Linked DNA regions of Homo sapiens: region 1 is linked to region 2. Evidence: read pairs that join two places in POLR2A ChIA-PET (ENCODE). Cell type or tissue: PC-9. All regions are shown on one strand. Links, peaks and the distances in the headings refer to the core of each region. The heading gives the core; the rest is flanking DNA.

What was found. ChIA-PET counts read pairs that join two places held together with the same protein. Peaks named below come from ENCODE experiments on the same cell type or tissue, not always from the same donor. Only the 100,000 strongest peaks of a DNase experiment are listed, where the experiment ranks them.
Region 1: POLR2A ChIA-PET joins it to region 2 with 6 read pairs; 2 of 35 experiments call an interaction of 5 or more read pairs at or near these places.

The regions. Positions count from the first base shown.
Region 1 is chr14:102,945,474-102,953,795 of GRCh38, reverse strand. CDC42BPB (CDC42 binding protein kinase beta) reads left to right here. Exons shown (of 37, transcript NM_006035.4): 24 at 1,193-1,298; 25 at 3,194-3,330; 26 at 3,892-4,031; 27 at 5,994-6,075; 28 at 7,112-7,328; 29 at 8,072-8,134. Among named protein-coding and RNA genes, the nearest start is that of AMN, 27 kb to the right of the region's middle. RefSeq lists an enhancer at 7,452-8,322. In PC-9, for the core only: no CTCF peak of the experiment used is centred there; no DNase peak of the experiment used is centred there.
Region 2 is chr14:103,006,926-103,015,247 of GRCh38, reverse strand. CDC42BPB (CDC42 binding protein kinase beta) reads left to right here. Exons shown (of 37, transcript NM_006035.4): 2 at 3,060-3,151; 3 at 6,693-6,776. Among named protein-coding and RNA genes, the nearest start is that of CDC42BPB, 46 kb to the left of the region's middle. RefSeq lists an enhancer at 5,982-6,276 and a silencer at 5,982-6,276. In PC-9, for the core only: no CTCF peak of the experiment used is centred there; DNase peaks (open chromatin) are centred at 647, 4,107 and 6,177; H3K4me3 peaks cover 1,040 bases; H3K27ac peaks cover 6,308 bases.

The sequences.
Region 1 (8,322 bases), core at 14-8,013, 61 kb after region 2:
GCATAAACGGCCCTGCAGTGCATGTGCGGTTCTGAGCCTCATCCTTTCCACAAGTGCATCCTGGAGAGCCAGCACAGCGGCCCCACTGGGCCCCTGCTCCCCTGTCCTGGCCTCGGCTTCTTCTGTAACATCCCCTTTTCTTTCATATAAACATCAACGCAGATCAGAAAGTCTCCAGGGTGACGGGCCCCTGAGTTCCAAGCATTGCGAGTACGTAGCCCTGTGGCCTAAGGTGGTTTTTGTTGTTGTTAATGTAGACACGGCCTCTGCCTGTGCTTCCTGCCACAGGCAGCTATGCCGGCTGGACGTAAGAAGCCAAACTTCTATGAGGCTACCTAAGGGTTTGGCTTTTGGACTAAGACTCTTGCAGAGTCAGGGACCAAGTCGCGAGGTCGTTTATTTGGTTACCATATTTGATAGCAACTCTGCAGAGTGCTGGTGTGTCACTCCTAGTCCTGATGGCCCGGCCACCGCCCCACGGCCTCCCTGCCCACCTCAGCCAGCCTCTTCCCCCACAGCTCTCTGGAGTTTGTGTCGGTCACTCCCCTACTTCTTGCAAGTGGTCTCACCCACATCTGTTTCCTGCTGAGGATCGTATTGGTCTCTGCTGCGCCTGAGCTTGGTAAACAGGCGGTCCCGCATGGCCTGCACCACGACCCTCTGTTCAGCCTTGGGGCTGCTGCAGTTGCCGCTGGGTTCACAATGTGTCCACTCCTGATGAGGGACCGTGAGCCTTTCCAGGCGTTTGCTGTTATGAACTGTCCTCCTGTCGGTGATTCTTGGGTGTCTCTTGGACACATGCAAGGCCTGTGTGCAGCCCAACCTAAATGTGGCCCCAGGTCGGCCCCCAAGAGCCAGTTGGTGCTGGTCTCCAGGAGGCCAGGAGCATGAGCCAGAAAGAGCACTGGCCATGCCACCTCGGCCCTCTGGCCCAGCTGACCTCGCTTTTTGGTAGCAGTGCTCTCCCACTGAAGGAAGTATTTGTTGGCCTCTCTCTGGCTCAGGCTCGTAGGTGGTTTTCACCACTATTTGATGAGCCCTGTTAGGGAACACGTAGACCAAGACCAGAACTTGCACATTTCCACCTTTTCAGGATAATGCCCAAGCTGTGTATAAACTGGATCACAGGCAGATGGATCTGACTCTCAAGAGTCCATGGTTCACCTCAGTGTTCTTGATTTTCTCCTTCCAGCCAAAAGCTCACCAGTTCAGCATCAAGTCCTTCTCCAGCCCTACTCAGTGCAGCCACTGCACCTCCCTGATGGTTGGGCTGATCCGGCAGGGCTACGCCTGCGAGGGTGAGTGTCGTTGCAGCTCCTGGGGTCAGCGTGCACAGCCCCACACCCCTGCAGCTAAGGGCACCAGCCGGCTCCAGGGCAGCCCTGATGCAAGCAAACCAAACTAAAGTGAAATGTCATTGGCATGATTTGAGGACAGGGTTTTTTTTAGGGGGAGTGGGGAGATAGGGTCTCACTCTGTCACTCAGACTTCAGTGCAGTGGTGCAATCACAGTTCAGCTCAAGCGATTCCCTTGTCTCAGCCTCTCAAGTAGTTGAGACCTCAGACACACACACCACCAGCATGCCTGGCTATTTTTAAATTTTTTTTGTAGAGAGTTGAGGGATCTCACTTTGTTTCCCAGACCGGTCTCAAACTCTGGGACTCAAGTGATCTCCCGCCTTAGCCTCCCGAAGTGCTGGAATTACAGGCATGAGCCACTGCACCCAGCCTGGCAGGTTTATTTTTACAAATCCTCAGTAAAGGTCTGTGGAACCGTGGATCCCTGCTGTGCTGGGGGCTCCATTGTGCTGTGCGCCTCTGTGGTGACTCAACTCATCTACTGAGAATTACTACGAAGTAGATCATCTGCAGCTGTTCTAGAAAATCAGAGAGGAAAAGTAATTGTGTAAAACCTTCCACTGTCAAATTATCTAAAGATAACCACAATTATTTGTCTCTGCTTCTGGTCGTCATTCGTATTTTTTTTCTTTTTTTCTATTTCTTTTTCGAGACAAGAGTTTGACTCTGTTGCCCAGGCTAGAGTGCAGTGGCTCAATTTCAGCTTACTGCAACCGCTGCCTCCCAGATTCAAGTGATTCTCCTGCCTCATCCGCCCAAGTAGCTGGGGACAGGCCCACGCCACCATGCCTGGCTAATTTTTGTGTTCTTAGTAGAGATGGGGTTTCGCCATGTTGCCCAGGCTGGTCTCGAACTCCTGACCTCAAGTGATCCACCTGCCTCGGCCTCCCAAAGTGCTGGGATTACAGGTGTGAGCCACTGCGCCCAGCCCATCATATTTTTAAGGCTATATCTTGTGCTCTTGCCCTGTGCTGGGATTCGACATGCTCTTACCCCCTCAGTGATTGCCCCATTTCACAGATGAGCAACCACCCCAAGCCACCCAGTGCTGTGGGAGGGTCCTGGAGCCCAGACTCGCACTGGCTCTGAGCACTCACGCCTTCCTGACCATGGGTCTGTGAACAGAGATGCCCTTCATTCTACATTATAGCAGAAGCATTGTTTTTTGTTATTTCAACTCATGCACATTTTGATTGGCTGCCAAGACCCCACGTCCCCATGACCGCTGGCCTGAATTGCCGTGTAGAAACTCCCACGTGTGGGAGGCGGCCCGGGCTGGCAGGGACAGCATGGAAGCAGGCTTCTGCCATGGGCCCTTTCCCTGTGCGCATGCTGAAGACGCATTCATGCCAGAAACCCTGAGCTTTTGTGTGGATTCTGCCTTGCAACTGTTCTTACCTTTTTGGGTGTCTGGACTTGATGTGAGACTTGATCATTATTTTTTGTTTGTTTTGTTTTATTTTGTTTTTTTGAGATGGAGTCTCGCTCTGTGGCCCAGGCTGGAGTGCAATAGTGTGGTCTCAGCTCACTGCAACCTCCGCCTCCCGGGCTCAAGCGATTCTTCTGCCTCAGCCTCCCGAGTAGCTGGGATTACAGGTGCGCTTCACCACCCCTGGCTAATTTTTGTATTTTTAATAAAGGCGGGATTTCACCATGTTGGCCAGGCTGGTCTCAAACTGCTGACCTCAAGTGGTCTGCCCACCTCGGCCTCCGAAAGTGCTGGGATTCCAGGCGAGACCTGGTGATTATTAAATTGCCTCCTCAGGGCATAGGTTCTGCAGTGACTTCTCTGTAGGCAGCAAGCTTTGAAGGCAGTGTTCTTGCTCTCTTCCAGTGTGTTCCTTTGCTTGCCACGTGTCCTGCAAAGACGGTGCCCCCCAGGTGTGCCCAATACCTCCCGAGCAGTCCAAGAGGCCTCTGGGCGTGGACGTGCAGCGAGGCATCGGAACAGCCTACAAAGGCCATGTCAAGGTAGGCGGCTTCATCTCCGCCCTCAGCCCTCGGTGCCTGTGAGGTGCAGTGACCAATAGCCATGCCCAGCCACTCTTGAAAGCAGCCCCTTGCTGCGGCAGGTGGCCCTGGTGCCAGTCCTAGGGGGCTTACCCTCCTGGGCACTGAGGCCATCAGGTCGGCGCAGCCGCTGTTCTGAATGGCCTGGGCATCCTGAGGCCTCCACGCAGACGCTCACTCAGAGTCCATCCTGGGCTGAGTGTCCAGCCAGTGGGCAGAAGCTCAGTCTGAAAGCCACTGTGCCAGGCCCACCTCTACGAGACTGTCGGGCTGCGTGTACCACAGCACCCTGCATGGGGTGGACACAGCGTTGGCTGAGCTGCCAGCTTTCCCTGGCACCGTCTGCTGCCACGCATGGACCCCTCCCCAGCAACGCCTTGAGCCTTCTTGGGCAAACATCCCTCTGTCCAAACAGCTCTGCCGCCAGCCTGGCAGCTGGAAGGAGATTGTGAACGAGTGTAATGGGGCCTGGCGGCCTGCCTGGCCTGGTGGAACGTGGCCACTGTTTGTTTTTATTCATAGGTCCCAAAGCCCACGGGGGTGAAGAAGGGATGGCAGCGCGCATATGCAGTCGTCTGTGACTGCAAGCTCTTCCTGTATGATCTGCCTGAAGGAAAATCCACCCAGCCTGGTGTCATTGCGAGCCAAGTCTTGGATCTCAGGTCTGCGTTTGGGCAGCACTGTCCTTGCTCTGTGAATCTTCCTCAGCTATCTTTAGCCAAAAGGACGGTGTGTTCCTTAGTAGTCTTTCACCTCATTAGTACTTCACCTGCTTCATTATTGTATGGTTGCAAAAATGGGTACAGCTTAGTCATGACTTCAGGCGCTCACATGCGTATGAACAGACATGCATACGGGCCTGCGTGCGCAGGAACGGGAGCGCTGTAGACGCTTCCTGCCTCGCATGTGTTTGCGTTGAGAAGTTTGCCACAGGGGAATTAATTTAACATAAGAAAACCACATGCCCAAGAACAAGCAGAAGATATCCCAGAGAAAAGCCACGCGGCCCACAGCCGTCTGTGCGTTTTAGAGACCGCAGCAGGTGCTGGTGTGTGGAAGAAGTCTGGAGCCGTGGGCCATGTGGGTGTGCGTGGCCGTAGCGTTTGCTATGTGACCCTGTCTCAGTGCCACCCAGTGTCAGCTGCAGGAGCAGGCGGGGCCTCCTTCCCACTTCCTCTTAGAGTTGACATCTGTGGCTCATCTGTTAGTGAGAAGAGGACAGTGGTCATGTTACTGGCATGTGGAATGTTGTTGTGAAGGTAAACGCATCACTAAGAGGCCTAGCTCAGCCCGGGGCCTGCACACGGAGCCATGCTACTGCCTTTGTGTCATCTCTGTGCTGTGCCCGTGCACCGTCTGTTGTGTGGTGCACACGGGACTGCTCTGGGCTCAGGCCGGGGCTGGGTACTCCATCTGTAGCATTGGTTCTTGGGGGCAGGGCTGCTGGGTGGGTACCCTGAGGACAGCGAGGGTGAGTCGGCATCACCTGGCAGCATACTCCACTTTCCATGTCCCTTCCCCCGGGGCACCCGCCAGTCCCTGGCTGTGCACAGGTGTGCCCCTGGCCTGGTGGTGAAGGGCCACTGGTAGACGAAAAGTTGGCATGAGCCCAAGTCAGGGGCCCCATCGGAGGGCTCAGCACTCTTTAGGGAACCTCTTCAGAACAGCATTTCCACACTGATCCCACACCCCGCTCCCCCTCTCACCTCCACACCCACCCCCTGCTCCCCCCTCACCTCCACACCCACCCCCACTCCCTCACCCCCCCACCTCCAAACCCACCCCCCACTCCCCCTCTCCACAGCCACCCCCCCACCTCTGCACCCACCCCACCTCCGCACCCACCCCACCCCCTCATCTCCACACCTAGCCCCCACTCCCCCTCATCTCTACACCCACCCCACTCCCTCTCACCTCCACACCCACCACTCCCCCTCACTTCCAAGCCCACCCCCCACTCCCCCTCACCTCCCTCCAAACCCACCCCCCACCCTCCCCTCACCTCCACACCCACCCCACCCTCCCCGTCACCTCTCCACCCACCCCACCCTCCCCCCTCACCTCCACACCTACCCCCCACCCCCCTCACCTCCAAACCCACCCCACCCCCCTACTCCCCGTCTCACCTCCACACCCACCCCCCTACTTCCCCCTCACCTCCACCCCCACCCCACCCCCGACTCCCCTCCACCTCCACACCCACCCCCCACTCCCCTGTCACCTCCACGCCCACCCCCCACCACCCCCCACTCCCTCCCACTCCCCCCTCACTTCCACACCCCTCACCCCACTTGTCCTCTGCACTTGGCTGTTGGAGGGACTGCCTGGCTGTGCCAAGTGCAAACCGAGTCTTCTGTAACTGGCATAGTCTGGAGGCACCAGCACAGTGGGGATGAGGCTCCGGGGTTTCCCTTGCGGCATCCCTAAGCCCTGAAACACCTGCCAGAGTCTTGAGTTTGTTGGCCCTGCCCGTGTTTCTTACATCTGGGGAGGCGAGGGACCCGCCCTCCACTGCAGAACACGGTGGTGGAAGGACATGGCAGGGCAGGGCAGGGCAGGGCGTGGGAGGGCCTTGGGTCCTGTGCGCGTGTCTCCCAGCGGGGTCAATGTTTCTTCCTTACCAGAGATGACGAGTTTTCCGTGAGCTCAGTCCTGGCCTCAGATGTCATTCATGCTACACGCCGAGATATTCCATGTATATTCAGGGTATGAATTTTTCATTAATCTTTTTAACAAAGCACATGGTTAAAACTGATTGTTCTAGGCATGTCATTGTGCTGCGGCAGCCATCAGCGCACCTCCAGTGTGGCCCTAGGGTCTCAACCTCCAGCCTGGCTCCAGGTCCTTGTGCGTCCCGTCCTGGCCAAGTAGCAGCCTGTGCCCGTCTCGGGGAGCCTCCTGGCTGGCTTCTTCCCAGACACCCCTCTTCACTGACCCTCCCTTCTCCTACATCTGAAACTCCTCTTCCACTCAGTCCACGTCCCGGCCACTGTCCTCACAGCGTGTGCACTGCCAGGCGGGCGCTGTGGCAGGTTAGGCATGAAGGTGCCTCTCCAGTGCCCCCCAGCCAATTGGAGCCAGCGTTTTTGTTGACTGAGTGAGTGCTCCCTCACTGAGTTAGTGTTAGACATTGTAGCATTAGGACGTTCCTAGAAGACTGAATTGGGGAAAGAAACCCTCCAGCCCCCTCCACTGGGAATTTTCTTATAAACAGCAAAATTTTGATAACAAAACTAAGTCTATAAATTAGCTTTTACTAAATCACAGCTCTATTCAGAAACAACCCTGTCATACACAGTACAGGAAATTACCATCATTGTTACTGGAACGATGGTCATTTGGTAGCATGCGTGCTCAGAGGCTGCTCACAGGGAGGCATGATTTGGGCCAGTGTTTTTGAGATCTGCTTTTCCTGGACACATTTTCAGAATCTACTTTTATAATGATTATTCAAGAAAGCAGATTTAAAGTAGGCAGCTACTCGTAGTTTTGACAAAAGCAGAATTAACGAAAATGGGACCAGGAAGCGATCTCACGGGGCTGTTTAGAACCCCGCCCCTTCCGTGTCCTGCCGCGGGAGCCTCTGCAAGGCGCCCAGCGAGGTGGAGTCAGGGGTCCCTGCCTGGGAAGCACATCAGCCCCCGTTGCTCCTGGGGTGCGTGGCTCCAGCAGGGCCGTGGTAGCTGCGTGCGGCTTTGGCGTTTGATGACTTCTCTCTTCTCTTCTGTTTCCTGTCATGAAGGTGACGGCCTCTCTCTTAGGTGCACCTTCTAAGACCAGCTCGCTGCTCATTCTGACAGAAAATGAGAATGAAAAGAGGAAGTGGGTTGGGATTCTAGAAGGACTCCAGTCCATCCTTCATAAAAACCGGCTGAGGAATCAGGTCGTGCATGTTCCCTTGGAAGCCTACGACAGCTCGCTGCCTCTCATCAAGGCCATCCTGACAGCTGCCATCGTGGGTACGTCCCAAAGGTTGTGTCCTTCAGGTGTCTGAAGCAACAGCACTTCCGGCGGCGCTGCAGTGCCCATCTGAAAATCAGATGAAGGTCACAGGTCCATTTGGGTTTGTAGACAGTTTCTCCATGCATGTTAAGAAGCAGACGAGGCCGGGTGCGGTGGCTCACGCCTGTAATCCCAGCACTCTGGGAGGCCAAGGCGGGCGGATCACAAGGTCAGGAGGTTGAGACCATCCTGGCTAACACGGTGAAACCCTGTCTCTGCTAAAAAAAAAAATAAAAATAAAAATAAAATATAGCTGGGCGTGGTGGCGGGCACCTGTAGTCCCAGCTACTTGGGAGACTGAGGCGGGAGAACAGCATGAACCCAGGAGGCAGAGCTTACAGTGAGCCGAGATCACACCACTGCACTCCAGCCTGGGCGACAGACCGAGACTCCGTCTCAAAAAAAAAGCAGATGACCTGTGCGGACAGTACAGTTGGCCCCGGCTAAGCCTGAGGGTCAGCTCCAGGAGCCCCACACACACCCAAATCCTTGCAGACTCAATCCCACAGTCAGCCGGCCCTGTGGAGTTCGTGTAGAGAGAAAGTCACCCCCGATACTGAAGTGTCACATCCCTGGAATGCTGTATTCTCATCCACATATGGTTGAAAAGTATCTGTGAATGAGCCCACCCACGCATTCAAACCCATATTGTTCACGGTCGGCTGTACTGACTTTGTGTATGTTACTTACCCCTCCACAGATGCAGACAGGATTGCAGTCGGCCTAGAAGAAGGGCTCTATGTCATAGAGGTCACCCGAGATGGTGAGTGAGCAGGGCGTTTCCAGCCTGGGATGTCACAGGCCCAGCCTGGCCTCTGCAGACAGCACAGGGTCAGTAGCTCCTAAGGGTTAAGACAAATGCGCTTGATGAAGGCGCCGGAGGGGCCAGCGTGCCGTGAAGACCGGCATCGAGTGCATGGCGACGCGGTGCTAAGTTGCGTATCACATCCA
Region 2 (8,322 bases), core at 113-8,112:
CTTTTCCTTCTGGGCCCTTTTCTCCTTTGCCCTCTGATTTGGGAACTTGCTCCTGCCTGCACACAGGTCCCCTGCTGCTTTGCTTTTGTGGTTTTGCCTCTCCAAGCCTTCACCCCAGGCTTGCCTCGAAGTTCCTCCCACTTCCAGCCTGGCCACCATCATCTGTGTCTGCCCGCTTTAGGGAAATGTGTACACAACTATTAAACTACGTAATTAACAAAATGTGTTTTATCAAAAGAGTAGGGGGAAACTTGACAAGGAAGCCCGGGTGACTTGAGAGTAATTAATGTGGAAAGAAAAGAGAGGACGTTCCGGGCACAGCCTTGGTGCGAACTGCTTCCTGCGTCTCATCTGTCTTTGTCTTCACTGTTTTTTGTTTTGTTTTGTTTTTCAGATAGAGTGTCACTCTGTCGCCCAGGCTGGAGTGCAGCTCAAGGGTTTTCTTCAGCCTGGCCTTTCTTTCTTTTTTAATAACTCAGGACTCATTTGTTCTGTTTCCTGATCTCTGCTGATGTGTATTTGCTGTGATGGGGGCCATTGTTCATAACTCACTGTCTCCCAGGCCCCTGGAACCTTCTGTGGCTCTTGCAGTTGTGGTGATCGAACCTCAGTGGTGTTGAGCAACTATTAAAGGAGAAAAAACCCACAGGATTAGTCAGATTAATAATATGGAACTCAGTCAGAAGCCCAGGAAGTGTCAGATCGCATGTGTTTTGGAGCTAATTGTAGCCACTCCTGCAGTGGTAAGAAATAGGACAGAGAGGGCCCTGTGCACTTCACTCAGTTCCCCCAGAGGCACCTTTCATAAAACTGTAGTGATAGATAATTTGAAAAAGAACCAGATAGAACAAAAAAAAACCTAGCATAAAACATGCAGATTTGGGCTTGAAGGTGAAAATAGAGACAGGTGCAAGAGAGACAATTGACTGCACGGATGCCAGACTGGCAGGATACATGGCGGGCACGAGCTGGTCTGGAGTCAGACAGTGTGGGCTCCAGTCCTGGCCTTGCCTTGTGCTCTGTGTTCCTGGGAAGAGTTGACCTGACCTCTCTCTAGGAGCTTTTTTTTTTTTTTTTTTTTTGAGACGGAGTCTCGCTGTGTCGCCCAGGCTAGAGTGCAGTGGCACGATCTCGGCTTACTGCAAGCTCCACCTCCCAGGTTCACGCCATTCTCCTGCCTCAGCCTCGCGAGTAACTGGGACCGCAGGCGCCCGCCACCACGCCCAGCTAAATTTTTTGTATTTTTAGTAGAGACAGGGTTTCACCGTGTTAGCCAGGATGGTCTTGATCTCCTGACCTCGTGATCCGCCCGCCTCGGCCTCCCAAAGTGCCGGGATTACAGGTGTGAGCCACTGCGCCTGGCCTCTAGGAGCTTCTTGTGGGGGATGTAACCAGTTGCCACAAAGTGGGGGGCTTAAACAACAGATATTTATCTCACAGCTCTGGAGGCCAGAAGTCCAGAGGCAGGGCGTCAGCCAGGCCATGTCCCTCGCAGGCTCCGGGGAACGCTCAGCTTCTGGGGGTGCTGGCAATGCTTGGCGCTCCTTGTGTGCGGCCGCATCACTCTCGCCTCTGCCTCCATCCCCACTTGGCTCTTTTTACCTCTGTCTGAGTCTGACTTCTCTCCTTTTAGAAGGACACCAGTCTTGTTGGACTTAGGGCCTACCCTATTCCAGCAGGTGCCATTATTTTCACTTGGTTACGTCTGTAAGGACCGTTTCCAAATGAGGTTACAGTCACAGGTTCTGAGCAGACATGAGTTTTGCTGGGGACACTATCCAGCCCAGTACAGTGCCCACAGAAACCTGGCTGAGTTTTCTCATCTGTGAAGTGTGGATAATAACAGAATTAGTCTCAGAGAGTCCGCGTGAGGAGGCCGGGAAGAGCAGTGTAAGGTGCCTGACTGGTGGACATTACTGTTACAGACGCCACAGGACCTATTCGGGACCGCCATGGGTGTCCAGGGAGACTCCAGCACTTGTGTTGCCTTGGAGAATGTCTTGTGTTCCCTGAGCTGCCCCGTGGCTCCTGCGTGCAGGCAGGTGGAGCTCAGCTCTCACTCACCTCACGCACTTGTGTCCTGTACGTGGGCTTTGGGCACCCATCAGTTGCTCTCTCGATAGGTGTTCACCTATTGGCTTTGACTAGGAGACTTTTGTGTGATGATGTTTGCTATGATAGATACTGAAGTATACTGTTGTGTGTTGCATAACGATGGGGATACCTCCTGAGAAATGCATGGTTAGGTGGTTTTTGTCATTGTGCGAACATGACAACAGCACGTCACAGACTCAGATGGCAAAACCTACTCCACACCTAGGCCATGTGGCACAACCTACTGCTCCTGGGTTACACACCTGTGCAGCGTGCGACAGTTCCGAACACTGTAGGCAGCTGTAGCACAGTGGTTTTTGTGTGTCTATTTTTATTTATTTATTTTTCTGAGATGGAGTCTTGCTTTGTTGCCCAGACTGGAGTGCAGTGGCACGATCTTGGCTCATTGTAACCTCCGGCGCCTAGGTTCAAACGATTCTCTTGTGTCAGCCTCCTGAGTAGCTGAGATTACAGTCACCCGCCACAACATCCGGCTAATTTTTGTATTTTTAGTAGAGACGAGATTTCACCATGTTGGTCTGACTGGTTTCGAACTCTTGACCTCAGGTGATCCTCCTGCCTCAGCCTCGTAAGGTGCTGGGATTACAGCCATGAGCCACCGCGCCTGGCCATATTTATGTATCTAAACATAGGAAAGATTTGGTAAAAATACAGTAGTATAAATCTTGTGGGATCACTGTTCTGTATGTGGTCCGTCGTCGGCTGCAACAGTGTTACCCAGTGCGTGGCTGCAACAGTGTTACCCAGTGCGTGGCTGCAGTTGCTCAGGATCCACATCTGTGTCCATTGGTATAAGTGCTCACTTTCCAAAACATGTCAGATATTAAATATTTTCAAACAAACTTTTTTAAAAGTATAACTTAGTGCAACACCCCACTCAATTAAATTTTTATATAGTATGAACTGATTAGACTAAATTGTTGGTTTTACTGTTTTACTTGTAGCTAAACCATTTACACAGCTGGTGAAAGAAATGCAGCTTCATCGAGAAGACTTTGAAATAATTAAAGTAATTGGAAGAGGTGCTTTTGGTGAGGTAAGATAAACTTCATTTTGTTAACTTTGCCTAAATTGCCAAAACATCAGCAGCTTCCATTTCACCTTTTTGTGCACCTATACATTGGTTTGGGGATGAGGTAATTAGTATTATTTGGAGAGTTTGTTTTTTCCTCTCTCTCTTTCTAAGATGAGGTCTCACCATGTTGCCCAGGCTGGCTTTGAACTCCTGGGCTCAAGTGATCTCCCCGCCTCGGCCTCCCAAGGAGCTGGGGAGAAAATCTGAAAGATAGAATGAAGAGAAAGGAGACTCGAAAGCTTCTGACTGACCTGGGAGATTGTTGGGACCAAAAATAGTTTCTTCAGATGTAGTTTTTTTTGTTTTTGTTTTTGAGATGGACGTCTTGCACTGTCACCCAGGCTGGAGTGCAGTGGCGCGATCTTGGCTAACGGCAACCTTTGCCTTCTGGGTTCAAGCTATCCTCATGCCTCAGCCTTCCGAGTAGCTGGGACTACAGGTGCTGACACTGTGCCTAGCTAATTTTTGTATTTTTTGTAGAGATGAGGTTTTGCCATGTTGGCCAGGCTGGTCTCAAACTCCTGGCCTCAAGTGATCCACCTGCCCAGATGCCCCGCCCAGCCTCCCAAAGTGCTGGGATTACAGGTGTGAGTCACCACGCCCAGCCTTCTGACGTAGTTTCTAAAACTCCATTTGTTAATTGAATTTTGACTTCTTGGCATTTTCTAAAAAACACAGAGAGGGTCGAATAGCAGCTGTTTTCATGCTCTGTACTTGCTTGCTGTTGACACACGCGGTGTGGCTCTGGGTCCGGTTGGCTTTGCCTAGGGGAGGAGGGCCAGTCATGCAGGTGCAGCTGGAGAGGCTCACCAGGTCCCTTGTATGGGGCTGGGAGCCCTGCCCCAGGAGGCCCGTGGCACGGTGTGGCCTCGCCTTCCAGGCCATCTCCACAGACCTGCCTCGGCCTTGCAGAACAGTTCTGCCAAGACCAAGGGAGAGGTCAGGCTCCCTCAGCGGCCGCGGTACCGCCTCGGGTGGTTTGACAGTGAGTCACCGGAAGAGCTTTGCTGCTGCTTTTTTTGTTTTTTGAGATGGAGTCTCGCTGTGTCACCCAGGCTGGAGTGCAGTGGTGCGATCTCCGCTCACTGCAAGCTCTGCCTCCTGGCTTCATGCCATTCTCCTGCCTCAGCCTCCCGAGTAGCTGGGACCACAGGTGCCCGCCACCAGGCCAGCTAATTTTTTGTATTTTTAGTAGAGATGGGGTTTCACCGTGTTAGCCAGGATGGTCTTGATCTCCTGACCTCGTGATCCGCCCATCTCAGCCTCCCAAAGTGCTGGGATTACAGGCGTGAGCCACCGCGCCTGGCCAAGTTTTGCTTCTTAAACTGTGCAGTGCCTTAGCACCTATGCTGAGGTTTGATCTAAGCTCTCCTTGGCTGGGGAACTGTGCCTTTTGGTTCACTGAGGAAAAATCAAACAAGGAAACGCCCTGTGTCACATCCCAGCAGCAGGTGTGCTCTGCCCACAGCAAACCTACTGGACACCACTACAAAGCGAGATGGCCTTTGCTGTGCAGGGCGTGCATTTTCCAGTGTGCAGACGTGAAAGAAGGCAAATCAGTACTTTAGGGAAATAGCCCCCCTCTCGCAGCACCATCCCCATGAGTGAGTCTCACCAGAGGGATAGGGGAGGAGAGCAGCCCCTGCAAGGCTCGTCCCATCGTGCCCGGAGCTCCCAGTTTATCTCAGTACAGACCCTGGATCCAGGCCTCACCAGCCAAAGTCAATTTACCACAGGCCAGGATGGGACAGAGAGTTTGTTTATTTTGTTTGAGATAGGGTCTTGCTCTGTCGCCCAGGCTGGAGTGTGCTGGCATGATCACAGCTCACTGCAGCCTCCACCACCCAGGCTCAGGTGACCCTTCTTCCTCAGCCTCCTGAGTAGTTGTGACTACAGGCATGTGCCACCACGCCCGGCTAATTTTTTTTATTATTTGTAGAAATGGGGTGTCACTATGTTGCCCAGACTGATCTTGAACTCCTGGGCTCAAGCAACCCTCCCGCCCCAGCCTCCCAAGTAGCTGGGACCACAGGCATGCACCACTGTACCTGGCTAGTTGTTTTCTTTTTTTCTTTTTAGTAGAGACAGGGATCTTGCTATGTTGCCCAGGCTAGTCTCAAACTCCTGGGCACAAGTGATTGTCCTGCCTCCACCTTCAAGAGTGCTGGGATTATAGGCATGAGCCACTGTACCTAGTTGAGAAAGCCTTTTAAAAGTAAAAACAGATTGCATTAAGTGATTGCCTGTCTGTCTGCTACCAAGCATTGAGCTGTGCCAGGCATGGGGGCTTTGGAGGTGAGCAGGGCCCAGGCCACACAGAGCCCTTCAGCCATGGCAGGACTTTCCAGAATGCATTTAGGAGGGAGGGAGAGGCACACCAGGGCAGAGAGACGACCAAGGGAAATGAAGGAATGAGAGAGAAAATTGTTTTAACAGAATGGTTTACGGTTATTTTTAGTACTCTTTTTTGCCAAAAACTTAATGCAAAACTCAGTTTTGTGTGAGTTTCAAAGAAGATAACATTGATCGCTTTTTGAGCTCCTCTGATTGAAGGGAGCCTGTCCTTTCCATGCGGCCTTTGCTTCTTGGATTCCCTCCTTGGTCTTGTTCCCTTGGAGCCTCAGAGTCCATATCTGTACAAGATGGATTTTAGAAATCCCCCGCAGCTGGGGTCGCTGTGAGGGTGAAGTGGGGGTGCGGATGCGCGGCTCAACACCGTCTCTGGCACGCAGAATGTGCCTGGTGAATGGCAGCTCTCACAGTGACTCTACGATGTGACTGTGTGGTATTTGATGTTAGAAACAGGCAGGTAGATGATACTGCCATTTAAGACCTCTTCAGGCCATGGCTGCTGCAGGCACGGGGACATGCTGGCTGCTTGCCATTGGCAGCCAGAAGGTATGGAAGCCGCTGTCACTGCCAGTGAGTAGCTTACAGGAAGTGCTGAGTTGGAGACTTGGGCCCGTGTGTGAGTGACTTACGTAGGGTGGAATGCACCAGACAATGGTGCAGACATCTTGACGGGTGTTGGTAGTGATGGCAGAGCTTATTCAAGATTTGGTAGAAACTGGAAAGTCCAAGAGGACTTCCTGAAGGAGGTGGCACTTGAATTGTTCTTTAAAGAATGTGGCTGGTGGCCGCGCGCTGAGTGCTGACTGTGCCCCACAGTGTGCTGGGCACATTAACTGTCAGTGCTCATGGGTCCTCATAGGTGTCTCAGGAGTCCGGTCCTGCCATTAACCTCCTGTAGTGGTGGAACCCGAGCCATAAAGGGGTGAATTTGCAGGAGTGAAACTCCGGAGCCCACGTGGCCGGTCCCTTTCTCTGTGAAGAAAAGGTTCTTGATGCAGGAACTGGCACATGCTAGGTGGGAAACTTGGCTTTCGGTCACTGCTGGTTTCACAGGCTCCTGGGCTGTTAGGATTTCACTACAGTTTAGCTCCAGCGTGCTAGCCTTTTGTTCAAGAACCGCATCTTTGTTCAACTCACATTTGCACTGCAGGTTGCTGTTGTCAAAATGAAGAATACTGAACGAATTTATGCAATGAAAATCCTCAACAAGTGGGAGATGCTGAAAAGAGCAGAGGTAAGTATGGAGCTTGAAAAGCCATACAAATGGGGCTTGGGGTGAGCAGAAAGTGACTGTGAAGCCAGCTGGGGAAAAGCTGCAGCCACCCCACAGCCCTGGGCCTCCCTGCCCCCCGGACAGAGCGAGCACTCTCTTTTGAGGAGGTCTCAGTCTCCTCCCTGGCGCCTGCTGCTCCCCGCCTCAGCGACCACTTGCTTGCTGGACACTGTTCCTGAGAGTGCACCCTCGAGAATGTTGGCGGGTCCTGTTTACTGTAAAGGCAAATAAAAAGCATCGGGAGAGTTTCAGCATTGATTGCAGTTCTGCTCCATACACAAAAGGAATTAACACGTTTGGACCCTGCTCACATACAGAATAGGTCTTTAGATTCCCACCTAGAGGATCCTCACGATTAGAAATGAAGTGGACCACTGCCCAGCAGGCTTTGATCAGCTCCTTTTTCTTAGTTCCGTGTCAGTCTTCTTGGTGGCCATTCCATGCCTCTGACCCCACCTCTACAGCCGCGTGCTCTGCCATTGGTCTCCCTCCTGCCTGCCTAAGGCAGGCCAGGCCTGCTGGGGAGCCCACGCTTTTCCTCTCTGGCCATCTTGAGTTTCTGTCCTCACCCGCCCTGTTGTCTTCCCCTCCCCTGCACTCAGAGCCCAGGCCCTTCCTGGCCAGTTGACCTGCTTCCTGCTTCAGATCTGCTCCGTCCATCATGCTCCATCCTCTCCCGTGACTCCCGCCTCTGCCAGAAGGCACTTGGCAGTCCCCTCCTTGCAGGCTGCCATTCATCACAATGGTTTGCTGTGGCCCCGTGTGTCTCTGACCCGCCCTGAGCGAGGCCTGTGCCTGGCAGCGCTGCGGTGGCTCTAGGCTGCTCAGCCCTGCGGTCAGCGCTTGCTTCTGGAGTTGAACCTCTCGACGTGGCCACCTCCTCATTTTGGGAAGTCCTTCTTGGGTTTCTAGACCCTCTCCTCTTACTCCTCTCACCCTTCTAGTAATTTGAGGTGACGCTTTCCTCTTTGGTCCTGGAATTTGTGCCTGTGCTGCCCATGATGGTTGCCACCTTGGGCCGACAACAGTACAACCATCGATTCGGGCCAGATCTCTCTGGGGCCCTGGGTTTTATTAACTTGGTGGGTGTTATCGGTTCCTCGTGACTCAGTCATTCTGGCTTTTCCCTCCCCCGCTCTGCACCCATTTCCCCTTTCCCTGCTATGGCACCCAGCACAAGGTCTCACAACCATTTGTTGCTCACTGAACGCGTGTTGGTTGACAGAGTTAGCACCATTTTGTAGTTACCCTGGTCTCAAAATGTCGGTGGCCTGTGATTGCTTCGGCCCCCTGGGTCTCCCAGCTTCTGGGGTGTACACGGTCTCCCTTCCTTCTTTGGGAGAAGCCTTTGCTCTCTTTTCCTCCATCTTCACTCAGTCATCTCACTGTGTGCTTCCGCTGGGCCTGCCCTCAGCCCCAGCAGCCCTTTCCCCGCCCCAAACAGTGGCAAACACAGGAATGTTATTGGAGCAAATTTTTAGGGGAAAAAGTAGCTACTGTTACATGA